Regions from separate parts of the Homo sapiens genome. Here region 1 is linked to region 2. The links are chromatin loops, found by intact Hi-C in ENCODE. Cell type or tissue: PC-3. All regions are shown on one strand. Links, peaks and the distances in the headings refer to the core of each region. The heading gives the core; the rest is flanking DNA.

Region 1 (5,383 bases), core at 314-5,313, 63 kb before region 2:
TTTTTGTTTAAAATGTTTTTATTTACTGAAAAACAAAAACAAAGATCAGAGATTATCACGGGATAATAAGACCATAGGAGGTTTTATTTTTTCTTCTTTTATGTATATTTTCTTTCTGCAGTGTATATGTATTAATTATGTCATGAAGAATTTTTAAAAGATCTTACGAATAAAACAAGTTTATTGTTTACTCAGCAACAAAAAACAAACTGATTCAATACCATGGATGGATCTCAGAAACATTATGTTGATCAAAAGAGGCCAAACACACAAGAATTGATTTGTAACATTCCATTTATATGCAGCTCTAGGAGAGGTGGGACTATGATGATAAAAATCCCATTTGGATACCAACAAGAGAATAACTTTAATACCTTCTCTACTGGCAGGCTCCACCAGTTGGATGATGATGCTTCTCTCTCCCACATCTGTCAAGCCCTCCTAATTACTTCTGCAGGTGGCCACGATGGAAGGGCCTCTTTCCATCACAGGTGCCATTATGAGCCTTATGCCCAGGACAGAAATGTGACCTCAGTGACTTCTGCCTTTCCTTTCTCCTGATACCTTACCTGCCTTCCTTCTGCTCCCCAGCTGCTGTGCCTCGTTCTTCCTCACCTTCCTTCTATGCTGAGAGAGTGTGATGTAGCCAGTGGGGCCCTAGCCCTGAGATCTGTTGGCCTGAGTTCAAGCACTGGCTCACCCATTTACTTAAGCAAGTAAGTCAATTTCCCTAAATAAAGCAAGTAAACAAGTAAGTCAATTTCCCTAAATGGAGGCAACTACTTTCTGACTTTCATCATCATAGTTCCACCTCTCCTAGAGCTGCATATAAATGGAATGTTACAGATCAATTCTTGTGTGTTTGGCTTCTTTTGATCAACATAATGTTTCTGAGACTCATCCATGGTGTTGAATCAATAGTTTGTTTTTTGTTGCTGAGTATATCTATTGCATGCAGAAGCCACAACTTATCTATTTACCTATTGATAGATGTTTGCGTTGTTTCCAGTTTTGAGCTACTACGAATAGAGCTGCTAATAATATTCATGTTCAAGTCCTCTGTGTCTGTATTTTGATTTCTCCTGAGTAAATACCCAGCAATTTCATTGCTGGGTCAGTTGTCCAAAGTGGTTGTACCATTTTACACGCCCATCAGCAATGTGTGAGTGTTTCAGTCTCTCATCCTCACCTTGGTATTGAGAATAAAGTAGCATTAGTGGTTCTGCAAGGAGGTTTTCGTTTGCATTTTCCTGATGATTTATGATGTTGACCACCTTCATGTAATTATTGGCCCTTCATATATCTTTTTTGCTAAATGTCAATTTAAGCCTTTTGCCCATTTTATTAAGTTGTTAGTCTTATTGAGTTCTTTCCATATTCTAAATACAAGTCCTTTGACATATAAAGTGGTTTTAAAGATACTTTCCTAACCTATCTGAAACAGGGTGAGGAGCCAATTAGACAATGCTGTAACAGTCTATGAAACTTAAGGACTGCTTTGCTTGATGGAAGTAACAATCCCGCTATGTACAAGGAACAGTAAAACTGAGGCTAAGGGCAATGCAAGGATGGCACATTTCCTAAGTACAGAGATGACAGGAAGCTCTCGGCTCACGCCATCTTGGAAAGCCTCTAGAAGTGGTGTGTGGATGTCTGGTCTCCCATGAGATTCCTCTGATTCTGCATCTTCTTCAACACTACTCATCAGCTGTGTCATGATTATCATTCCTGAGCCCTTGCTTAAATTTTGGATCAATTTCTTTGCTCTGATCTCTGTTGATTTCCTTATTCGTAAAACACTGGGTTTTGAGCTTCCTGCACCAAGATGTATGTTTTCATTTTCTAGAGTTAAAAGAACTCCTTCAAGTATTATTGCAGCTAAAAATCTGTGTCCTGACCAGGCAAAGAAGCAAGTCCCTGTAAAAAACAGAGCTACCACAAGCCCTACTCTCGTATGGATGTTTCACTCAACACTTACGCAGTTGCTCTGTCCTGCTGGGATACTGGATACTTTTTATTTCTTAAAAAAAAGAAAAAAAAGGAAAAGAATTCTAGTATTGTTTTTATAATACTGGTGGAAAAATAAACAATTGTTTAATGTTCTGAGCGGCGAGATTAAGCCCCCAGGGGAATAGGAGAGAAGATAAATCAATATTTACCAGTAGTCCTTATCCTATGTTAAATATTAGCTTAAACTTAAAAACCCGTGGTTTTTGTTGCTGCCTCGCCTTAAGCCCAGATTTCACTGGTCTTTTGCTCTTGTGGAGAAATAATCATTTCAGAAGCAGTGGGAAATATTTGAACCATGTCCATTATATATGTTTTACTGTCGTCTTTAATAGTTATTGTAAACGCAGGGGTCACAGGAAAACGCTGCCGGGCTGAAGTGGTTCAACCTTTGCAATGCAGCAATGCATAAATCTCAGTGGGAGTCAACCAGTACTCCTAATAAAGCTGTACAGTGAGCAAAATTAAGGGTAATTTGCTAGCATTTTTGAGAAAACCTGTGAGCTACACTGGAGGTTTCGTATTTCACAGATTTGCATTAACCCTCAAAACATTGGAAGTTGCTGCCCAGGCCTGTGCAGACATCATCGGAACCTCCACACCAAAGAAGAACACATTAGGCATAGAATTTGCCATGTGTTCAGCCTGGGCGGTTACCCCCTGATTTCTTAGCTGCTGGGATAACAACAAAACTCGGTCTCCAGAGAAGCCAGAGAAAGGTCTCTGTAGGGGATATGAAGCCAAAATAATAGGTCATTACATAACATTGCCTAGATGGCCCAAACAGCAGATTGTTCATTGCATATTAAAATATTCATGTATATCACCCTCCCTAGGGTTGCCAATAAAGATCCTTTATAAACACTAACTGAATAAAATTCCCGACACCGTCTCTGTGGGGGATGTGTATTAAATACCAAGCTTTTCTTATCGATGCTAAAGCTAAGCCCTGAGAGGTGAAATAACTTGCTTTAAATCGCAGTGCGCCAGGAGGAGCCCAGGTGCGCTGGCATCTGAACCTGCTTTGTAAAACCTCATTATAATTGTATAAAATATGACAAGAAATACAATCATGATACAAAGAATTTGGGAAGTTAAGTGATTACTTAATCAAAGTCACTTAAATGATTTGTGGTTGGAAGGATCAAAGAATTAATGTTACAAAATTAAGCAAAAGCCAAAACAAAAGCAGTGGGAGGGGGGAAATTTGGTTTTCCCACGTTTTAATTCTTTTGTGAAAATGAACTCAACAGATCCTTAAATATTTGTAGTGAAAGTAAATCTTTTTCCTTTTTCCTGGGAGGAAGGAAAAACAACAACAAAAATCTGTGGTGTTCAATTCAGAGTGAACACCTTGGCCTTTGAAAAGTCTCTGAATCCTCCCACCTTTATTCCCCACTTCAGCTGTAGCAGGGGAGAGAATCTATTATTCCTTCTTCAGGCCCCTAAACCAAATCTGAGAAAGAGAAGCTGGTGGAGACATCCCCAAACTCTGCCTCAGTCCAATACCAAATGTCTGTTAAAACGTCCCTCAAGACCAACTTGGTTACCAGTTCCACACACAGGCCACAAACAGTCCAACTCTCTTCCCCCTTCCTCTTTGTTCTCTCTGTTTCCCATTATTTGGTGCCCTTTCCATTTGATTGGCTCTGCTGAAGACAGAAGCCACATTTTCTTTATCTTGCTCTGTACTCAGACTTCTCCCCTTGACCCTTACAGCAAAACATCTCTTTATCACATCACCAAACATAAGCTCAGCCATCCTCTCATACAAAACATCACTCGACCACACCGCCAAACGTGAGGTCATCCATCCTCTCACACAAAACATCACTCGACCACACCGCCAAACGTGAGCTCACCCATCCTCTTATATAAGAGCCTAGCATATAGCAATACTGTCACATTCAAGCAAAAAGAATGATTCTACTTCTTTGATGGCAATCTGAGGTAAATAATGAGACTTTTAATTATCCTTCACAATGCCAAAGACTCTACCTGCTGTTGTTAAGCATGAGGTTTATCCCCAGACTACAGGTGAGTTAAGGTCTGTAGAGAGACCGTGGTCCGTAACAGAACATGAGGCTGGGCTACGAAGAAAACCTGGTTTGTCTTCAGGTCCATCTCATGCTTTGCCCTAATCCAGGCAGCAGCATTGCCACATCTCCCTGCTGTTTGCTCCCATGCTGTATTCAGGTCACTCTGTAGACGTCCTAACCAAGCAAGGACCTCCCTGATCACAGAATCTAGAAGAGCCCACTCACACCATCTTTCTCTCCAGCCTGTTTCTCCTATTCAACTTTTCTTCAGAGCAGCTATGGTCACTGATATTCTATGTCCGTGCATTTATTATCAATCTCCCCTCTGAAAGATAAGCTCCATGAGGGCAGGCACTTTTGCCTTGTTTGCAGCTGTAGCCTCAGTGCCTAGTATAGATTTGTCCTTTCAGTAGGCACTCAATAAATACAAAATAAGTGAAGGATGAACAAACAGCTGTCATTCACTGGGAAAACATTTACCGAGTACCAAGTCATAATAAAATCTACCAATTACTGAGTGTTTACCAGACACTAGACACTGTGCTGAGCGCTAGTGGCAAGCGCATTGGGTGTTCTATCAATGCAACAACTTTCTACCAATGGGCAAAGTTCTGTTTTTAATAAAATGTATCTTGCCCCAGTAGAGCAGCGACACACAGCTCTAGGGTTATTCATTACCTCCTCTTCGTTCCAGCATGAAAAGCTTCTAACTTCTGCCAATATGGATATTAGAATGATTCCTACTGTATTCATTTCATTTTTAAAAATATCGACAATAGTTATGCACTAGAGCCTGCTGGAGAAAAAAAATTCTTTTTAAAGCCAATGAAACACTACAACAACCAGATTTAAATGTTTTCATCATTCAATCTAAATAAACCAGTTGGGTAGCTTGGTAGAGAAATTCTCCAAATAGGTAACAGATGGCAAACTTTCCTGGGGAAAGTAGCTTCAGACTTAACACCTACCTAGGATCCACCACTTTTTAAAATGAAGAGTCCATTTGAGGTTCTTTATTAATTTCATATCAAATGGTTCCTACTGCCTGCAAGATACAGTATGGTGAAAGCAGCCAATAAAATATGTGGGATTTGGAGTCCAACAGACCCAGGTTTGATTTCTAGCTCTGCCACTAGCTGTGTAAAATTAAGTTAGATGCTTTGCTTCTTGAAGTCGAAATGCCCTTGCTGCTCATCTACCATTGTATAACTAACATGTAATCATTACTTGGCCTGGGGGTTGATTTTACTCCACTTACTTACAAGCTAATGAGTTAATCTATCATGGTTTCATGGATACTAGCAGAGAATCTTGGATAATGAGACAAAGGACTTTAT
Region 2 (5,383 bases), core at 153-5,152:
CCCTAGAAGCCTCCCTTTTTTTTCTTTGAGAGGGAGTCTTGCTCTGTTGCCCAGGCTGGAGTGCAGTGTTGTGACCTTGGCTCACTGCAACCTCTGCCTCCCGGGTTTAAGTGATTCTCCCACTTCAGCCTCCTGAGTAGCTGGGATTATAGGTGTGTGCCACCATGTCTGGCCAATCTCTGCATTTTTAGTGGAGACGGTGTTTCGCCATGTTGACCAGGCTGGTCTCAAACTCCTGACCTCAAGCAATCCATCCGCTCTGGCCTCCCAAAGTGCTGAGATTACAGGAGTATGCCGCCACGCCCGGCTCCTAGCCCCACTATTCCTTTCTGTAGCTCAGGATGCAATATAGGCTTCAGTCATCTGACCCTTCTTTGAGTCTCATATTTTGTGGGGCTCCCGTGTGTACTTATATAATTAAATGTGGCTTTCCTCCTGTTAATCTGTCTTATGTCAATTTAATTCATAGCCCAGCCAAGGAACCTAGAAGGGTGAGGGGCAAGCCACATTTCCCTCCCCTACACTACCAAGTGAAATGGGGGCTTGTGAACAATTTGAGCTGAGTTATGAGCAAAGTTACACCTCCACAGACTCCAATTTGTCACTAATTTATACTTGTTACATAACCTTGGATGCTATAAGAATTATTATTTCCATTTTGCAGATGAGAAAACTGAAACCTGGAGAGCAGCAGCAACTTGTGAATGAGCACACAACTTGTAAGTGATAGAAGCTGGATGTGAGCTGAATCTTCTGAGCCCAAACCCAAAGTGTCTTCTGTTTCTTTCCTGTTCTACTCTCCCCCAACCCTCTCTGAGTGGGCATAGCTCTCAGGTGAAAATTAGAGCAAGAAAAAAAAAAATCTTCAATTGCCTGCATTATTCTCACCTGGGCCTACAATCACCAGGCACCCAGAGCATGAGTCTCCACTTTTTTCCAGGCCTAAGCTTCCTCCAGGCAGCTATGCCAGTCAAATGAGGCATATGGACACGCAGCCACCCAATTCACTAACTACAATGACTCAAGGCGCAGCGGGTTAGTGAAAGAAGCAACAGGTCTGCCATCCTTGAGTTTTCAAACACACACTGCTGGATTTATATATTTGTCCCACACAATCCCTCCTTCCCTTGTTCCTTCGTTTGCACATCACAACTCCTATGGCCATCCGTGTCCACCCTGGACAGCTGCCCTAGGCCAGAGTCCCAATCCACCTCTTTGCATTGTCATAGGACCTTAATATGGGAAGTAGTTTCTTTTCCTACTTTTAATCCTAAGTAGTTTTTTGTTCCTGTCTACAAATTCTATCATGAATTTGTGGTAAAAGCTACCCAAGGAACTAGGTGGATAACAATTGGTATTAAGATGACTGCTTTTCATTTTCTAGTAGTTGGGCCTGCATATTGGGTATAAATCAATTTTCTCCCAATTAAATCTACTTACTTCTCAAACGCTATTTTCACTTGAACTGTTAAATTTTACTTCTCATTTTGCTCCCAACACTTTACAACCCAGGCTAAAGTGACTATAAAATGTCTACACAGGATGGGGACAACCGATTATCATCATTGTCCTGTGTGACTTTCATGTCTTTAGATTACATGGTAATAAAAATAACAGCTGATTGTATTTTTAGTACTTACAGAGTAGCAGGCACTGTAAGTACTACACAGAATTATCTCCATCTTCACAATGACTCTGTGAAGTAGGTTTTATTATCACCTCCATATTTTCTGAGGCGCAGAGAGGTTAATTAACCTGCCCAAGACCACACAATAGTTAGTAGGTGATGGAACCCAGACAGCAACCCAAGTCTGACTCCAAAGCTCATGTTCTTCACCAGTGTCTGAAATGCCACATAGAAACAGTATCAATGTACCCCCAAATAATGTGTTCAGTGGAACAAGAGTTTTAAACCAGAAGTACTGAATAATAGTGTATGTGTTTATGTCGACAAGAGCAGTTTAAAAGCCCTAATTACTAACTCAAATCAACATATAAGCCTTTTCCATCTGAATATCAAAGTCCTGATGTGGCAACTGAGTGTCCTCTGTGATCACCATCTCAAGGAATGTGGCCAAGGAGAATAGGTTTCCCTTGACCCTCTGGGGCAGTGACCAGGTCGCCCGCTGGTCAGACAGGCACACTGGTAAGGCTGGCCAGTCCATTTTCTGGTTTGCCCACTTTGGCTGCTGTGAGGGAGAATGAACAGAAGGCAAGGGGGTTTGTATGTACTCATGAAATGTGTTTACAGCCAGTCCCCAGTTTTCACCACTTCTCCTTTGACCAATCTATTCACCCAGCCATGCCTGGGAGCCACCTATATTTAACTTTTCACCACCCTGACTGAAGAATTTGTCAGTTTCTACCAGGCAGTTAATATTATCAGTGACTGGTTTCCCAATCAATGCATGAGTGCCATCTAGAGTTAATGGAGGTAACTGCAGCCACAGTGGACAAATCATTCCTTCCTACATCTTCCTAAAAGTCCCTGCAGAGAAAGCAGGAAGGACTGCATTAAGATCATTACAGGACTCAGGGATGGATACCCCATTCTCCATGATGTGCTTGCTTCACGTTGCATGTCTGTATCAAAACATCTCATGTACCCCATAATATACCTACTATGTATCCACAAAAATCAATAATTTAAATTTAAATTTAAAAGAATCATTACATGACTCCATACTAGGCATTACTTACAGCAAACCACGCAAATACGGTTTCTGTTTCTGAAGACTTTGTTATGTAAGGCTGGAAAAAGAAGTTAATACATCTAATATCTATTACCTCAAGATCAAATTATGAAATGCCCCCAAATGTTAAGGGAGTTAGACTTGAGATAAGGACCGGTTGTTTCCTAAGCAGTCTCTGCCACCAAAATATTTGATTTTGCCTTGGGCAAATGACATTTCTCTGGGCGTCAGTCTTCTCAACATTGTCTTCTTAATATTCTCAATGAGGATGTGGACAATATGATACAAGTCATTCTTACAAGGCCCATTTCTAGTATATAATACAAGACTTCCACATAACAACTTTTAATGGCTGCTATTGTTTCAAGCAGGCAGACAGAACAAGAAATAGAGTAAATCTTCTTGTGACCCTAACAGAACCCTGACAATGTTTGTTTTGGCATTGTCCCGTAAAACCAGATCTGTGCCTGGCTCATGGGATATAACCAGAAGTCAAGTAAGCAGAGCTGCCGAGAAAGCTACTGTTTACCAGAGGAAAAGCCACAGATTCAATTGACAAGTAACCTGTACCTTTAGTCCTTCTTTTTGCCTGGAACATGGACTCAGGAGGTGGAAGAGCCAGGATGTGTTCATGAGAACATGCAGTGACATGCCAAGGAGAGCAGAACAAGACTCTAGAAGGCTCCCAAGCCTGTGATGAATTGTAAGTGCATGTTTATTAGCCCAGGACCTCTTCCTCTGGAGTTGTTCCATGAGAAAAACAGTATCTCTTTTGGTTAAACCACTCTAGGGTTTCTGTGGCAAGGAGAATGTCATCGCTAATTGACACAACTCAGGTTTTGTCTTTTATTTTTATATTCAACAAATATTAGCACATATGCCTGTAGCTATGTGCCAGTAACTATGACAGATACTAAAAGACAGTCCTACCTCGAGGCACTTGTGGTCTGGTAGGATAAATTCTATAGCTGTATTAACTTGTCAGAAGGCATCAAAAGGAAGAGAGGTGGTCAGAGAAGTCTCTCCGAGGGTGACTCATTAGCTGAGTATTCAACAATTAGCCTGGCAAAGAGGAGGAAAGGGCTGGGCGTGGTGGCTCATGCCTGTAATCCTTGCACTTTGGGAAGCCAAGGTGGGAAGCCAAGGTGGCGGATCACGAGGTCAAGAGATCAAGACAATCCTGTCCAACATGGTGAAACCCTGTCTCTACTAAAAATACAAAAATTAGCTGGGCGAGGTGGCACATGCCTGTAGTCCCAGCTACTAGGGAGGCTGAGGCAGGAGAATTCCTTGAACCCAAGAGGTGGAGATTGCAGTGAGCCGTGATCGCATCACTGCACTCCAGCCTGGCGACAGAGTGAGATTCTGTCTCCAAAAAAAAAAAAAAAAAAAACAAAAAAAATGGAGGGAAGAGGGCAACAGAGGACACTGTTGTTTGCAAACCCACTGGGCACTTCCCCCTTCCTCCATGCTAACAGTGCCTTCGTTTTCATTCCTGTGTCCTTGTCTCCCCCGGCCCACTCCCCTGACTTCTTTAAATCCCTGTGCCAGTGACAGGCTACAGATGAGCATGAGACTCAGTTTTCACTACTAAGACAAAAGACAAGTTTTTCTTTGAGGGCTTCTAGAAACATGTCCCTGACTCTTAAAGAGCATGCACAAGAAAGAATAGGCTCCTCCTCCTGCTGGACTTCATGTCTTCCCGAGATGCTCAGATCTGTGGCAGACATCCTGAAAACTGGAGGGAAGTGACCCTGAGGAGGCCACACAGAGTTTGGCAGAGAGAAAAAATGAAGAGAAACTTGTCCTTGATGACACTACCGAATTGCTGCCATTAATCAGCCCTAGAACCACCAGACACCCATCTTTATGTGCTTAAACTCTTAGTGTTTAAGCCTTTGCATTGGATTTTCTGTTACCTGCAGCCAAAAATATCCTGCTATGTAAGGCATTCTAGGCAGAAGCAGCAGAATATACTAAAGCACTGAGAAAAATGACAAAAGATGACTTGTTTGGAAAACTAGAGGTATTCAAGACCAACGTATAAGGTAAGATAGTAGTGTGATAAAACAACACTGTAGAACTAAACAGAGACCTAAAGACCGTGGAGGAATTACTGGAAGTTTTACAGGAGAGTGACACATTTTGATTCCTATTTTACAAGACGACACTGGCAATTCTGTATAAGAAAGGGCAATGCTAAATAAAGGAAGACCATTAAAGTGGTTGCTATACTTATCTACACAACTAATGATGAAGGTTTAAAGAAAGGAAGTGATGGCGGGAAGAAGAACAAAGAACAAAGTAGAGAGAACTACTAAGGAGGTAGTTTCCTTGGGACAGTTTCACTATGGGATAGAGTCAGGGGATGGAAAGCGGAATTGATATTGACATTTATATTTCTGGCCTGGGTGATTAGTTAGATGTTGTTCATGGAGATACAGAAGAAAGTATCCAAAGTTATTTTCTTTTGGGAGAGTTGAAGGAAATAAATTCAGTCTTAATTATCTCAAGGTTTGAAGTCCCTGTTAGACAATTAGGCAGAGCGATCTTGCAACTGCATTTTGCTAAATGGTGTAAAACATGGACTCATCTCCACAATTAAGCTCAGCAAAATTTGTCCCATGCTTAATGCTTTGATGTACAAAAAAAGCAAAGCACATCGTAAGGATTTCATATCCCGTCATGGA

The links. A loop is a pair of places that touch in the nucleus more often than their neighbours do. Peaks named below come from ENCODE experiments on the same cell type or tissue, not always from the same donor. Only the 100,000 strongest peaks of a DNase experiment are listed, where the experiment ranks them.
Region 1: it touches region 2 in a loop (2.5-fold over the local background); 6 of 110 quality-filtered maps call a loop at or near these places.

Annotation. Positions count from the first base shown.
Region 1 is chr15:71,509,393-71,514,775 of GRCh38, reverse strand. All of the region lies in intron 7 of THSD4 (thrombospondin type 1 domain containing 4), which reads right to left. The region is part of intron 2 of LOC107984716 (a long non-coding RNA gene); the gene reads left to right. Among named protein-coding and RNA genes, the nearest start is that of THSD4-AS2, 180 kb to the left of the region's middle. In PC-3, for the core only: no CTCF peak of the experiment used is centred there; no DNase peak of the experiment used is centred there.
Region 2 is chr15:71,445,822-71,451,204 of GRCh38, reverse strand. The region is part of intron 7 of THSD4 (thrombospondin type 1 domain containing 4); the gene reads right to left. Among named protein-coding and RNA genes, the nearest start is that of THSD4-AS2, 240 kb to the left of the region's middle. In PC-3, for the core only: CTCF peaks have their summits at 2,211 and 2,422 (motif pointing left); DNase peaks (open chromatin) are centred at 2,404 and 3,684; H3K4me3 peaks cover 1,124 bases; H3K27ac peaks cover 3,492 bases.